Regions from separate parts of the Homo sapiens genome. Here region 2 is linked to region 1. A link is an interaction called in ENCODE POLR2A ChIA-PET data of the cell type or tissue named here. Cell type or tissue: PC-9. All regions are shown on one strand.

Region 1 (8,000 bases):
ATCACTCCTTGGCATTGAGAAAGAAGAGTTCTGTGGGCTGTGTGTCTCTGTTGGTAGCTGGTATCGGTGCTAGCCTGCTATTTGTGGCGTGCTCTTCCTGGCTCTTGCCCTTGTGTGTCTATCAGCCACTCCCCAGAGGCCACACACAGTGACCTACTGTCTTTGTATCTTTGCAGGTTCTGGAAACGAGCTGGATTTGTTCCTGTTTATCTGAGACAGACCCCGGTGAGTGAGGCATCCAGCAGAGGAGAAGTTTAGGTTTACCGTTATGGTAGGTGACAGGCCTGTCCTTGCAAAGAGCCCTAGTGCCTCCCTGCTGCATCGCTCTGAGCAGGTGGCTGTGCCTCTGAAGAGGTTTATTCTGATGGACATGGAAACAGCCATCCTCAGTGACAGGCCACATCATCACACATTTCTTCTCCGACTACACGGTGCATGCGTTGAGCTTAGTCATAAAATGGCAGAGGTACACGTGGACTTGTTCATCAGATTCTGGGAAAGGAGAGTGGACAGGAGGATCAAGGGTAATTCCTAGAGTTTTGGCTTGAGAAACTGGGTGTTGGAGGTGCTGTCGGAGATGGGACTCACTGCAGGAGGAGCAGATTTGGAGGGAAGAGTGGGAGTTCTTTTTTGATGTTAATATGAGATGCCTATTGGACATCCAAGTGGAAATGTGGACTAGGCATTCATTTGACTACAGGAATTTGGAGGTAGGGAAGTTTGGGGCTAGAGATGGAGCTTTGGGAGCCATCAGCATATTCATAATAGAATGCACTGCAGGAGGGCACGGAGCTCTTGTCTGTTGTGTTCATTGCTGTATTCCTCGCACTTAGAGTAGCAATTGCTGTGTAGTTTGTGTTCAGTAAATACTTTTGTTGAGTGAATGAAAAATATCTGGAGCCAATGAAAGGATGTGAGAGTGACTCCTTGGACCCTAACGTTTAGAGGAATGAAGAGGAGGACACAGCACATACAAGACTGAGAAGGAACAGCCCTGATGCGCAAGAGAAAGTCGGGTGTGGTGTCACACGTCAAGGTGAAAAAGTGGGAATGGGAGTCAGCCCTGTTGAGAGGATGAGGAGGATGAGGACAGCTGGCCATTGGATTTGTCAGCAGCGGTGAGCTGCATTGAAGCAGCTGCAGTGGAGTGGAGGCTTTGGCCTGGCCAGAGGGAAGAGGAGGTGAAGAACTAGAAGGGGAACAGGCGACTCTTTCAGGAAGCGAAAGGGAGCAGAGAAACAAGGTCGCTGGAGGGAGATGGGCGCTAAAGAAGGATTGTCCGATGGGAGATTCTAGAGAATGTTTTTTGCTGCTGGGTTCGATCCTGCAATTAGTGGTATGGGTGAGGGGGGCTGACTGCCAGAGTGCAGGCCTTGAGGAGGTGGTGGGTGGGACTCGAGATTCAGGAAGAGAGGTGACCACCTACTTCATCCTTCGGAACAGGGAAGGCAGAGAGCGTGGGAATGGAAGGCATCAGTTGGCTGGCTGATCTGGGGTTGGGAGGATGAAGACATTGTCTTCTGAGTGCTTCTGTCTTCCCAGATGAGGGGAGTCCATCGGCTGAGAGGGAAGTGTTGGAGGTTTGATTTTGGAGAGGGCAAAGTCAGTATCAGAGGCTAGTGTCCAGTGTCCGTCCGAGGGTTTAAAGTGGGACTGGTGAGGACTGCTGGGTGTTGGGCTGCTTCCGTGCAGGCAGGGAGCTGCAGAGATGGGTTGAGTCTCTGTCAGTACATTTGGTGGAGGCTGAGGATGTAAGTTTGGCTGTCAGCTGCAAGGAGAACGCAAGCTAGTGAGCTGTGGTGTGGTCTGCGGTGTGTCCGTGTGGTCTTGCACTGTGCACTGTTCATTTGTGACTTGGTGGTGTTTTTATGGTGTGGGGCTTTGTTGTTATGGAGTAAAAAATGTAAAAATAGTCACAATTTTAACACCTAAAGAAGCCTGCACTTGCAGACTGGCTGCCAGCACTGAGGTGTAGGTTTTGGCCCTGGAGTTCCTGCTGTGAGGCATCAAACCCATGTTGACTGGATTGTGTGGCGCTTAAGCCCTAATGACTGAGTTCAGCATCTACCTGAGAGGAGCACATATTTCCCTCCCGCACGTCCCGAGCAAGAGGCAGGCCCAGAAGAGCCAGCAGCTCTTCTCTGTGTCTGTGACACTTTTGAGGAGATTGCAGGACAGTGATCTTTGCAGCTGTTGTGTGTGAACTGAGGTGATATGAGGAAGGTGAAGGCGAGGGCTGTTTGAGAAGGGCGCCTACCCCCAGCCTGGAAAGAAGGAGAGGCCTGCGGAAGCACTAAGCCTTTCTTCTCTGAGTGTTTACCCTTCATCAATGATGGGTTATTCAAAAAAAGGGGGTTCTTGGTGCCAGTTAAACCTCTGTGTTGCCCAGAATGACCTGACCGGAGAGCACTCGTGCATCATGCTGAAGACGCTCACTGATGAGGATGAGGCTGACCAGGGAGGCTGGCTTGCAGCCTTCTGGAAAGGTGACTGAGGAGTAGGGGTTTGGGGGAGACAATGAGGTGATTGGGGGCTGCCGGGGATGCCTCCAGACCTCTAACTCTGCGTGATGGCACCCCACAGATTTCCGACGGCGGTTCCTAGCCTTGCTCTCCTACCAGTTCAGTACCTTCTCTCCTTCCCTGGCTCTGAACATCATTCAGAACAGGAACATGGGGAAGCCAGCCCAGCCTGGTGAGCCGGGTGGGGACAGGGAGGAGGGTTGGGAATGGCTTGGCTGTGTGGGAGGTGGGTGTGGTGTCCTAGGAAGGGTTTGGGCTGGAAATTGAGGGACTGGTTCTAGCCTGCAGTCACTCGCTGGTCACCACCCGCTTGCCAGGCCCCTGCTCTGTCCCAGGCTGTGCTGTCTTTCATTTTCATGGTAAGACTCTGGCTGTGCAATTTAATGTCAGAGGTGTCCATTTAGTTCATGTAGCTGGTTGGTTATGGAGGCCGATTTACATCTGTGCTCTAGGGGAGTGAGGTGCTCCATCTCTGAGGTTTAGTTTCCTGATTCATGAAATTGTAATAAGAATATGCTGCTAGCCTTCTGTAGCCAACAGCACACAGAAGTGCTTTGTGCATACAGATTGTTTGAATACTTAAAAAACAAAAAATGTGTAAGAGATTAGTTTTATTGCATATTTTATATATAAATATTTAGGTATAGCATGCATATATGTGTATATGTGTGTGTATATACTTTTTTGCCAATTATATTTTGATGGAGAAATCCGTATATCTTGAGCTGGGCAGAGCTTACACACTTTCTGTGACACCAAATGAAGTGACAAAGCAGGGAAAGAGTGTAGTTGTGTTCCCCTAACCCTGGGCCACAGGGAGCTTTTCCTTGGTCCATGTGTTCAGTATGGGAACTGAGCAAGGGTCCTGTGGCAGCCGTCCCCTCCCCACACGTGGCCTGGAGCCGCCCCTTCTATGGCAGGAGCAGGTTTGGTGCCCCTCTGGGCCAGGGCTGTGTGGTATGGCTGCCAGGCCCTGTTAGATGCTCCTGTGTGTTAGGGTGCCGCCTGGGGGCTGTGTGCTATCTCATGAGGGCGCCGGGTGACCTAACCTGTCTAGCTCTCTATCCCATGGACAGCCCTGAGCCGGGAGGAGCTGGAAGCACTCTTCCTCCCCTATGACCTGAAGCGGCTGGAGATGTATTCACGGAATATGGTGGACTATCACCTCATCATGGACATGATCCCGGCCATCTCTCGCATCTATTTCCTGAACCAGCTGGGGGACCTGGCCCTGTCTGCGGCTCAGTCGGTATGCTATCTGTTGCTTGCGTGGAGGAGAAGCGAGGATTGTGGAGCTGTTCATTTGCTGGGTGTTGGGTTGGGCACTTGGACATAATTGTGTGCCTTTAATTCCTCATACATCTGATAGGTGGGTAGTGGCATCCTCATTCTACAGGTCAGGAAACCTGGGCTCTGAAGTCGAGTAATGTGTCCAGCCATACAAAGTGAGAGAGCTGCAGCTTCCACCCCACTACGTTGCCTTGACACTTAACTCCACCTTAGCAGAGGTTCAGGAACATCCCAAACTTTTAATGTAGTTGTGAAGCAGGTATTTGTCAGGATAAAAGTTACTTTGGGGATTTTAGGAAGACAGCATTTCTTGGTGGTCTCAGTAACAGGATGAAAGAGAAGATGCCAATATACACAGTGCTAGTCTACCTTTGTACCAATAGCTTTGGTCAAGAGAGTACTCTGGTTCTTGGCGCCATTTTAATGGGCAAGGGCGTGTCCTAGAGGCCCACCCAGCAGATTTTCCATCCTTTAGGCTCTTCTCTTGGGGATTGGCCTGCAGCATAAGTCTGTGGACCAGCTGGAAAAGGAGATTGAGCTGCCCTCGGGCCAGTTGATGGGACTTTTCAACCGGATCATCCGCAAAGTTGTGAAGGTAACCTCAGCCTGAGGGCAGGGGCTTGATGTCTCTCAAATAGTGCAACAAACCCACTCCCTGCTCCCGAGATGAACACATGTTAGCATTTAGCTGTGTTTGCTGCATCTCGTCACACACACACACACACACACACACAAATCCAGGACTTCAGAACACATGTTAGCATTTAGCTGTGTTTGCTGCATCTCATCACACATCACACACACACACACACACACACACACACACACACACACACACGTGCGCGCGCAAATACAGGACTTCAGCTCTAAAGAATCTGTGAAGTTCTGTGTCCTCTCCCAGAGGCATCCCTATTAGGAATTTGGTACATATCCAGTCTGTGTTCTTCAGCTCTTCCCGCTAATATCCACATTCCTAAACTGTAGAGTGTTGCTTTGTGTCTTCAAAATGCACACCTTTCTATAAGACACCAAGTGTCTGGGTCACGGGTGACTGGGTCCCTGCTGCTCCTTCATCTTCTGCTTCTCTGTTGGTTGTCTTTTGTAGCTATTTAATGAAGTTCAGGAAAAGGCCATTGAGGAGCAGATGGTGGCAGCGAAGGATGTGGTCATGGAGCCCACGATGAAGACCCTCAGTGACGACCTAGTATGTCCCTGCTCATGGCCTCGGGAGTCCCAGCATTTCCATCAGTTGCCTTAGGCTGTGAATTCAGACTGTCTTCCCCTTCCCCTTTAGAAAGAGTCCTCTGCACTAATTGAGCTAAGTGCTATTCTGTAGGTTTAATTGGACAAACGGACCCAGCATTGTCTGAGCACACACAGGCCTAGAGTTGTGCCTCCCACTGATTGTGTGTGTGTGTTGTGAATGTAGGATTCCAGCATCTGTTGGAAATGTTTTGTCTTTTTTGGTGACTTCTTAAATGCATAGTTTATAACAGAGCTACCTTAAAATAATCAAAGCTGCCTACAAGGTTTTTGCAGGTAGATGGAAGAGAAGGAAATGTTTTCTCATCATTGTGCCATTCCACCCCAGCTTCACCTTTTCCTGTGTTTGGTTCAATCCTTGACTCTGACTTAGTCTCTTTATGGGTCCTTAACCACAGGATGAAGCAGCAAAGGAATTTCAGGAGAAACACAAGAAGGAAGTAGGGAAGCTGAAGAGCATGGACCTCTCTGAGTAAGGCTTGTGGGAAGCAGAGGGTTTGCCTTGGCTTCTGGGGCCCTAAGAATCTGCCTACACGTTTCTTCTAATCATATCCCACGTGCCCTGGAAAGTGTCTTTCATGGGATCAGTTTTAGGGATGCTAACAGTTCTATTTGACCTTCTAATTGCCTGTTTGTATAATTTTGGAAGAGTTGGGTTCCGGAGACTAGTGCCGCCACTTTGACTTACACATTGCACTCTCTGATCCCCAAGGCTCCAGGTCACACCTCGGGTCCTTCCAGGAGTGGGGGTGCCGATTGGATGAGCAGGCCCTTTAATGGTTACTTACTCTATTTGGCTTTTACGTGTGACTTTGTTTGAAGAAAGGATTCTACTGCTAAAACCAACCAAACAAGCAAAACACCCCTTGCTCTAAAACCGTCTGGGAATCCTAGTCCCTTTTGTGCTTCAGCTGTAGTGGTGCTGCCTCTCCCTCCACTGCCTGGATTGATGTGAATAATAACTCCAGAATTCATGGCCTCTGAGCCTCTGTGACCTGTAGTCCTGTTTCTGGGTCATTAGTGATGGTGGCTGCTGGGTATGTGAGGTGGAGGTGGCCAGGAGTCCTTGGACAGAGAATCGAGCTCTAGTTTTTGCCCTCAGCTTTGCAATATCAAAACCTTGATTTGCCAGGACTGCTAAATCTGAAAGAGAAGGGAGGGAGGGGAGAGGCACAGTTCAAGGGCTTGTGGACAAATGCTTGGAGGTGGGAGTGAGTGAGAAGATTGTGGGGGTGACAGGAAGCTTCTTTGGTGGATGTTAATGAGAGTCATGTGGGAAGAGCCAGGCAGGCTGCCTTCTGTGCAGGACTGTCCTCACTGACCCCTGCCAGCAGGCCTGGTGACCCTCGCTCCTGTGGAGCTTCTATCCATAGAGCTAAGCACCATGTCTCTTGGCCCTCCTGCATGCTTGTCCCCTCTGTCCTTTCTGCTGTTCAAATGCTGACACAGCTCAGCCTGGCTTTCATGACAGGAAGTGTCTGATAAGAATGTTGTCACTGTCGTTATTTTCTCTTAAGCAGTCCCCTCTTCTTTCTAGCAGGCTTTGATAGTTCCCTTCTTTTTTTTAGATACATAATCCGTGGGGACGATGAAGAGTGGAATGAAGTTTTGAACAAAGCTGGGCCGAACGCCTCGATCATCAGCCTGAAAAGGTGAGGGCCCAGGGTCTGATGTGCATCTGGCGGAAGAGGCATTCTGGCCTCTCTGCTTCTCTTTAACTTTGACTAGAAAATAGGAGGTTGGAGCAAAAGCTTTGACAGAAAAGTCATGGTTCTTCCCTTTGAGAGTCCCCTGGCCATTACCCTTGCAGTGCATGTCCCACAGACCAGGAGGGCCATCTCTTAGGCATGGATCTCTTCACTCTTTGTATTTGTCAGCCATGCCAGGGCACTGGGCCTGTCATGGAGAAGGGCTTGAGGGAACAGTCCAGAAGCTGCCACTGGCTGAGACTTGCTTATGGGCTTTCATCATTCAGCCCTCAGGATGACAGCATAAGGGGGCTGTTTTATTACTGTCATTGCTTTAAGATGAAGTAACAAGGCTCTCAGGGGTTAAGTTCCCAAGAAGCACACAGCTAGTGAGAGCCGGAGCCAGAATCAAGTCCAGGTTTCTCCACTGCAAGGCCATAGGTTTAACTGTTACGTTGTCCTTCCTTTGAGCCAGCAGTTCTCAAGGTTTTGGGTCTTTGAGTTCCTTTATCTCTTAACAATTAAGGTCCCCAAAGGACTTTTGTTGGTTATATCTATGGAAATTTCCCATATTAGAAATGAAAAACTGGCCAGGTGCAGTGGCTCACGCCTGTAATCTCAGCACTTTGGGAGGCCGAGGTAGGAGGATCGCTTGAGCCCAGGTGTTCAAGACCAACCTGCGCAACATAGCAGACCCTGTCTCTGCAAAAAAATTTTAAAAAGAAAATAAATGAAAAACTGAGAAATTTAAAAAAAATTCATTTGTTCACAGTAATAACGGACTCAGTCGTTTTGAAAAATACTCTTTTTCATAAAAATTTTGGTGAGAAGAGTGGCATTGTTTTACATTTACATTTTTGCAAATCTCTTCAATATCTGGCTTAACAGAAGGCAGCCGGATACTAATGTCTGTGTCTTCACTGACACTATTTTGCTGTCATATCTTATACTCTCTGGAAAACTGAATATTTGTGAGAGAATGAAAATGAAAAAAGGCAAATAACTGTTTTCATACTAATCCAAATACATTTTGACCTTGTGGACACCTGAAAGGGTCTTAGGGACCCCAGCAGTCCCTAGACCACTCTTTGAAAATCTTCACTCCAAGCTTCTTATCTGCAGAGTGGTGCATTTGTAAATAACTTAGGCTGGAACCTTCATCAGTTTTCCCTGGGAGTACAATGAGGCCTCCCCTGCCCAGAGCCACTGGAATTGAGGCTTTCACAGCTGATTTGGG
Region 2 (8,000 bases), 180 kb after region 1:
TGATGGCCAAGGCCCCTGGAGCTGGGGGATAACATCTTGTCAGCCCCACAGAGTAATAGGAACAGCGCTGGAGTAGACACCACCTCAGACTCTACAACAGATGACCCAGGGAAAGGCAATGAAATGAAATAAAATGCTTCCTGGATCTGACACACAAGAAGCCTTGGCTCAGGCCTTCTTCCCCACAACCCCACCGACTTCAGATGGTCATTATACAGCCAGGTGAAGAAGGTCACAGAGACCTCCCCCTTTGTGATAAAGTCAGAAGAGACCCCAAAGCTTACTGGGATCTCTTTTGGCTTTATCATAAAGGGGCAGGTCCCACCAGGACCAGCTGATGCCTGCACTGGCCAGTATCTAGGCAGCAGGGGAGGAGAAACCTAGGTGTGGGATAGCTCCAAGCCAAGGACAGGTTTGGGACAAAAAGGGAACAGCCAACATACACCAAGTATATGCAGTGCTGTCTGTCACCTCTGAAGTCATTACCAAGGCGGGCTGTGGAGTCAGCCAGACCTGAGCGTGAGCTTCCCACTGTCACTCTTCACACTGTGTGGTAAGTTATTTAACCCCTCCCAGCCTCTGTTTTATCAGCTGGAAAATGAGACACCAGGACTATTTTATTTTATATTTATTTTATTTTATATGAAGTCTCACTTTGGCACCCAGGCTAGAGTTCAGTGGCGTGATCTCTGCTCACTGCAACCTCTGCCTCCCAGGTTCAAGTGATTCTCCTGCCTCAGCCTCCCAAGTAGGTTGGACTACAGGCATGCACCACCACGCCCAGCTAATTTTTGTATTTTTAATAGAGATGGGTTTCACCATGTTGGCCAGGCTGGTCTCGAACTCCTGACCTTAGGTGATCCACCCACCTCGGCCTCCCAAAGGGCTAGGATTACAGGTGTGAGACACTGTGCCTGGCCTCGAACTCCTGACCTCAGGTGATCCACCCACCTTGGCCTTCCAAAGTCCTGGGATTACAGGCGTGACCACCGTGCCTGGCCACTTTTTAGAGAGCAGGTGTATTAAAATGAGCTAGTGAGTATAAAGCATTTAGTTCAGTACTTGAAACATACTAATCTATTAGCACACGTTACTTAATTTTATTTTTATTCTTAACACACAGCTCACTCCCTGAGATCTCTAACAGAGCTGCATATGATTTATGTCTCCCCAAAATATGTGCACAGATGACCCAAATAGAAATTTAATTCTGGCTTTGGAAGGCACTCAGGTTTTGAGAAAAGAGCAGATTTTATTTCTTAAGGATGTTACCCTTGGGCTAACATTTGAATGCTTTGTATTTCCTGGGGGAATTGAAGTCAGAAGGCAGGGTCCTAAAAATGTACTCAGTGGCCGAAGCAGTCTGGTTGATGATTAAAACCTTATCCCTGGATGATCTGAGCTGAAAAGGCCATTTCAGCTGTAGACCATTTCAATGCCTCCACAGGTGTACAGAGATTTATGATAAAAGTCACTTGGATGGATATACCTCACCACAGTAGAATTTCTTCTCCAAAGCAAAGTAGAACTTGAAAGCTCAAGGTGCCATTGGGTGGGCTGGCTGCCTCTTGAATTCTCTCACCTAACCTTCACGAAGGACTTACCCCACAGGCAGGCATATGGGTGTCGTGTGTCCACATTAGACGTCCGTGGAACTCTCTAGAACATACCAGACTAACTTTATCTCCCCTGGGCAATCCCAGCTCACTACTGAGAATGCCTTACTTCTGGTTAGCAAGCAGCACATTCAAGCTTGCCAATCTTCCCCAATACCATTTGTATCTGTCTTTCAGCCAATGTGCACCAAAATCTTCCACAAAGTTTTACTTTGCGCCATTTAAAGATGTTTTACTGGCCAAGTGCGGTGGCTCACGCCTGTAATCCCAGCACTTTGGGAGGCTGAGGTGGGTGGATCACCTGAGGTCGGGAGTTCAAGACCAGCCTGACCAACATGGAGAAACCCTGTCTCTACTAAAAATACAAAATTAGCTGGGCATGGTGGCGCATGCCTGTAATCCCAGCTACTCGGGAGGCTGAGGTGGGAGAATCGCTTGAACCCAGGAGGCGGAGGTTGCAGTGAGCTGAGATCTCACCATTGCACTCCAGCCTGGGCAACAAGAGCAAAACTCCATCTCAAAAACAAACAAACAAACAAAAAAAGATGTTTTACTTTGGGTCAAGTCATTGCAAGGGAGAATGAACAGCTGCGTATTTCTTATTCCACAGAAGCCAAAGCTTCTTAAATGTTTATAGACAACTCATGAGAGTGTGCCATATTCAATTGAAGTTCAACAGGAAAAAGGAGAAATATTCACCAACCAATTGGAAAAAATAAAAACAGTGGTTTAAGCAAGAGAATAAGGATAGACTTTAAAGGTTACTTCTTTTCTGTCTCAAAGTAAATAAAAACCTATTAGAGACAATATTGCTTTATCCAGAAAGATGCCTGTGATGTATCATTGGGATGCACCCGGATGCAAAGCCAACAACTAAAAGTGGCTTAAACAGCCAGGGCGTTATTGTCTCCTGTAAGAAGAGCTGGGTAGGGTAGTTTCAGGGTTGGTTGGTTCTGTGACTCAACAGTGTCATCAAGGACCCAAGTTATGTCCTTTCTCCCACCTTGGCCTGCATCAAGATGTTGGGTTTTGCCTGATTTTCCCTGCAGTCATGAGATGGCAGCTGCCGCAGCTCTAGACATGATGTTCGCATATACCATTCAAGTCTCAAGACCCCAAACCAAGGGAAAAGAAACCCTTCCAGAGAAGCTCCACCTAGCATCCTTCCCTCAGGCCTTGATGGCTTGAACTGGGTCACATGCCTGTTCTGAAACCAATCACTCTCAATGGGACTAGAATCGTGACAGCCTTCAGGACAGTCGGGACTCACCTCTGGGTCAGCAGAGAAAGCCCAAACTCATACCCCCATTGCTTCTGACACCGAAAGAGCCACAGTTTTGTTAGCAACAATGAAGGAAGGGCAGAGGATTTCTGAATATCCCTCTGGGAAATAACCTGACAGTATTGGCAGGGGTTCACAGCCCTTCAGGGCTTCTAACGATCTAAGCTACATATCTGGCCAGAAAGGCACGCAAAACCCATCCAGATAAGGTAGGTCTGACGTCAAATACCTTTTCATCATGAAACACATGATCTGGTTAATAACTAGATGCAATACACAGACCTTGTTTAGAATCTGATTCAAACTAATTTATATTTTTGAGGCAAGCAGGAAAATTTGGGTATAGACTAAGTACTAGGTTGTATTAAGAGATTGTTAATCGCACTTTGGGAGGTTGAGGAGGGTGGATCACTTGAGGTCAGGAGTTCGAGACCAGTCTGGCCAAGATGGTGAAACCCCACGTCTAATAAAATACAAAAATTAGCTGGGCATGGTGGCATGCACCTGTAATCCCAGCTACTAGGAAGGCTGAGGCAGGACAATCACTTGAACCTGGGTGGTGGAAGTTGCAGTGAACTGAGATTGCACCACTGCACTCCAGCCTAGGTGACACAGTGAGACTCCATCTCAAATAAATAAATAAATAAATATATAAATAAAATAATAAGAGAAAAAGAATAAATTATTAATCATGACAATGGCATTGTGAGAATTAAATGCAAGAAACTACATTAGGATGTAAGGAAACGCTTTTTTCTCTCTGTCACCCAGGCTCTAATGCAGTGGTGCAATCTTGGCTCACAGCATCCTCTGCTTCCTGGGCTCAAGTGATCCTCCAACTTCAGCCCCCCACCCTCCCAGTAGCTGGGACCAGAGGTGCGTACCACCCACCCAGCTAATTTTTGTATTTTTTTGTAGAGATGGGGTTTTACCATGTTGCCTAGGTGGGAACAAATGCTTGCTTGCTTATTTATTTATTTATGAGATTGAGTCTCGCTCTATCGCCCAGGCTGGAGTGCAGTGGCACGATCTCGGCTCACTGCAACCTCTGCCTCCTGGGTTCAAGCAATTCTTGTACCTTAGCTCGAGTAGCTGGGATTACAGGCACCTGCCACCATGCCCGGCTAATTTTTGTATTTTTAGTAGAGACGGGGTTTCACCATGTTGGCCAGGCTGGTCTCGAACTCCTGACCTCAAGTGATCCGCCTGCCTCAGCCTCCCAAAGTGCTGGAATTACAGGCGTGAGTCACTGCGCCTGGCCGCAAATGCTTATTTTTTAAGGGATACATACTGAAGTATTTAGGGATAAAATGTCATGATGTCTGGGATTTGCTTTAACCAAGTACAGCCAAAAAAGGGAGGTGCAGATAGCAAGAGTCAAAACAGAGCTAACAGTTCAATCTATGTGATGGATATACAGAGGTTATTACGTAAGCCTGTATACTTTTTTAATGTTTTTAAATTTTTATAATGAAAGCATTTAGCAACTAGGGCATGGTGTCTCTGGCCTGCCTTCTGTAAGTTCACTATGCCTTAAGGCTGTTTCTCCTTGAGTCTTTCACATTTTTTCTTCTCTCTCCAAGATCTTTGCACTATCGGCTCGTTCTCTGTTCAAATGTCACCCTGTCACAGGGGTTTCCTCCCCCTTCATAGTCCTTCTGTCTCGTATTAGCCTAATTTTTGTTGTTCTTCAATACAGTTATCACTATGTGAAGTCATCCTACTTGTTTATTTACTAATTATTGTCTATTTCTTCCATGTAGAACAATCTCCATGAGAAGAGTGACCTAGTATAGCTTGCACAATCTTTCTCCAGGGCCAAATTAGCACCAGGTGTATGGAGGGCACTCAAATATTTGAATGAATAAACTGAACTTTCTTTCTTTTGAAAAGCCCTTACCAACACAAAGCAAAACAAATGACTAAGCTAATGAGCACTTTACATCAACGTAAATTCCCTCTTTTTTTTTTTTTTTTTTTTTTTTTGAGATGGAGTGTCACTCTGTTGCCCAGGCTGGAGTGCCATGGTATGATCTTGGTTCACTGCAATCTCTGCCTCCTGGTTTCAAACAATGCTGCATCAGCCTCCTAAGTAGCTGGGATTACAGGTGCCTGCCACCATACCCAGTTAGTTTTTGTATTTTTAGTAGAGACGGGGTTTCACCATGTTGGCCAGGCTGGTCTTGAACTCCTGACCTCAAGTGATCTGCCTGCCTCAGCCTCCCAAAGTGCTGGGATTACAGGCATGAGCCACCATGCCCAGCTACTTTACATAAATTCTTAGTTAGTCCTCACAACAGTCCTATGAGGACAGATATTATTGTGCTATAATTAAAATCCCAGGCTTACTTTAACCCTCACACTAGTGGTAAATATCTGCCAGACAAGTTTCCAGCCCCTATTCCTGGGCCCATGATAGGCATCATCAATGGATTTCTGAATTCTTTCTTCTGAGCCTGAATTCACCACAGTGCTCCAGACAGTGATGATTGATCAGGCTTGGTCCATGAGGTGATATCTACTTGTCATTCCCACAGTAAGTCATGCTGTTAAAAAAACAGGTGCCAGTTAGACTGAGCTACCCCTCCAACACTTCTTCCTAGGGTCCACTCCTGCCTCTTCAGGAAATGCAAAACCCAAGCCTACAAATAAACCTCAGCATTGGTCAGTAATGCTGCCAGACCACTGGATCAGCCTCCAGGAGGTTATTAAATAGCACAGCCCAGCTGCCAAAGCCTTCTGAGGCTTGGCATGCAAGTAGAGGCTCCCCTTTGGGGACCGCTGGCTGTCCCTGTTCAGTTACAGATCAGAATTTCCAGCTCTGCTACTTTTTAGCTTCCCCTACCTTTCTGCCAAGAAAGCACAAAGACGCACAAAGACACCAAAGCAGGAGTCAGAGGCCTATGTCCCGGCAGGCTCAGCCTCTACTGGAGTGCCCGTGGCAGACTGTATCACCTCCCTCCACCTCAGAGTCCACATCTGAAAAGTGCACTGATTCGGTCACAGTTAGAGTGCTTTCCAGTTCTTTTTTTGGTTTGTTCTTTTTTGTTGTTGAGGTTGCCTGGGCTGGTCTCAAACTCCTGGCTTCAAGTAATCCTCTTGCCTTGGCCCCCTCAAAGTGCTGGGATTACAGGTATGAGCCACCATACCTGGACACTTCCCAGTTTTAACTTCAGATTCAAAGTCAAAGTTCTCAGAGCTCTGATATTATGTGCATAATCCCTGACACAAAGAAGATATCCTATGAATATTTACAGGAGGATAGGAAAAATAACTAGTTTGGGAAAAAAGAGCCTCTTTAGTGGTCCATCAGTGGCCACTATCAGAGGAAGGTCTGAATGTGGTGGAGAATAAATGCTCTCCAAGACAGAACCAGTGCTATACCTTCCAGTATGTGTTCTTTCCCCATGGAGGTTCTGTGATAATGCAGGATTAAAAATCAGTGGGCCCAAAGTTCTGCTATCTGCTGCCGACGTGACCTTAGGCAAGTTAAGCTCTCCGTTCCCTAGTTTCCTCACTTATAAGGTGCAGATAATCATAGCACCAACATCATAGCATTATTGAAATAGCAATATACTACCTGTAAGAACCTAGAAAAGTGCATGGCACATAGTAAGTGCTTAATGAAGTTAGCTATTACTATTACTACTCTTACTACTGTATTGATCTATAGATTATCCAGCCCAGGAGAGGGGATTCTGCTGCCTGGTCAAATGCTGGATAGGCCGGGTGCAGTGACTCACGCCTGCAATCCCAGCACTTTGGGAGATTGAGGCAGGCAGATCACTTGAGGCCAGGAGTTCGAGACCAGCCTGGCCAAAACAGCAAAACCTCATCTCTACTGCAAATACAAAAATTAGCCAGGTGTGGTGGCACATGCCCGTAATCCCAGCTACTTGGAAGGCTGAGGCAGGAGAGTCACTTGAACTCGGGAGGTGGAGGTTGCAGTAAGCTGAGATTGCAACACTGCACTCCAGCCTGGGCGACAGAGTGAGACAGTCTCAAAAAATAAAATAAAATAAAATAAAATAAAATAAAATAAAATAAAATAAAATAAAATAAAATAAAATAAAGAAAAAGCTGGATAAATGTTTACTAAATGAATGAATGAGTGAGGTAAAACCAACTCTTAATTCCTTCCAGGTCTTTCTTCTCTCTCTGTACTCTAATAGGCTAGCAGTCTCCTACAATGTTAGATTTTATACAAAGGGTAAAGGGATAGTGGTGAGCTTTCTATACATTCCACTTAAACATCTAGGAAAATACCGATTCTAAGTTGACAATGGAAAATTAAGTATGTAGTTTTTAATCCTTAGACCACCCACCAAAAAAACCACAGAGATATAGTCAAAACACATAATAGATACATTAAAACAGAATACTGAAAAATGTTCTAGCCAGGTACAGTGGCTCACATTTGTAATCCCAACACTTTGGGGGGCCAAGGCAGTTGGATCACTTGAGGCCAAGAGTTCAAGACCAGCCTGCCCAACGTGGTGAGACCCCCATCTCTACTAAAAATATTAATACAAAAATTAGTTAGGTGTGGTGGCACATGCCTGTAGTCCCAGCTACCTGGGAGGCTGATGTATGAAAATCACTTGAATCTGGGAGGCAGAGGTTGCAGTGAGCCGAGATCATGCTACTGCATTCCAGCCTGGGTGTCAGAGGGAGACCCTGTCTCAAAAAAAAAAAAAAAAGTTTAAATAATCTAAAGGCAGGAAAGGAGAAAGGGAGTAGCCAAAAACAGAACAAACAGAAACAAATAATAAAATAACAGAAACTAGATCCAAATACATAAACAATTAGATTAAATGTAAATGTTCTAAACATATCAGTTAGGGCTGGGTGCGTTGTCTCATGCCTATAATCCCAGCACTTTGGGAGGCTGAGGCAGGCAGATCATTTGAGGTCAGGAGTTCAAGATCAGCCTAGGCAACATGGTGAAAGCCTGTCTCTACTAAAAATGCAAAAATTATTTTGTATTTGGGCGTGGTGGTGGGTTCCTGTAATCCCAGCTACCCAGGAGGCTGACAGGAGAATCGCTTAAACCCGGGAGGTGGAGGTTGCAGTGAGCCAAGATTGCGCCACTACACTATAGC

The links. Peaks named below come from ENCODE experiments on the same cell type or tissue, not always from the same donor. Only the 100,000 strongest peaks of a DNase experiment are listed, where the experiment ranks them.
Region 2: POLR2A ChIA-PET joins it to region 1 with 5 read pairs; 3 of 35 experiments call an interaction of 5 or more read pairs at or near these places.

Annotation. Positions count from the first base shown.
Region 1 is chr11:34,136,802-34,144,801 of GRCh38, forward strand. It overlaps NAT10 (N-acetyltransferase 10), which reads left to right. Exons shown (of 29, transcript NM_024662.3): 21 at 177-225; 22 at 2,390-2,486; 23 at 2,584-2,694; 24 at 3,599-3,771; 25 at 4,288-4,407; 26 at 4,918-5,016; 27 at 5,474-5,547; 28 at 6,644-6,727. Among named protein-coding and RNA genes, the nearest start is that of NAT10, 35 kb to the left of the region's middle. In PC-9, no CTCF peak of the experiment used is centred here; no DNase peak of the experiment used is centred here.
Region 2 is chr11:34,319,048-34,327,047 of GRCh38, forward strand. The region is part of intron 1 of ABTB2 (ankyrin repeat and BTB domain containing 2); the gene reads right to left. Among named protein-coding and RNA genes, the nearest start is that of ABTB2, 35 kb to the right of the region's middle. In PC-9, no CTCF peak of the experiment used is centred here; a DNase peak (open chromatin) is centred at 4,794; H3K27ac peaks cover 427 bases.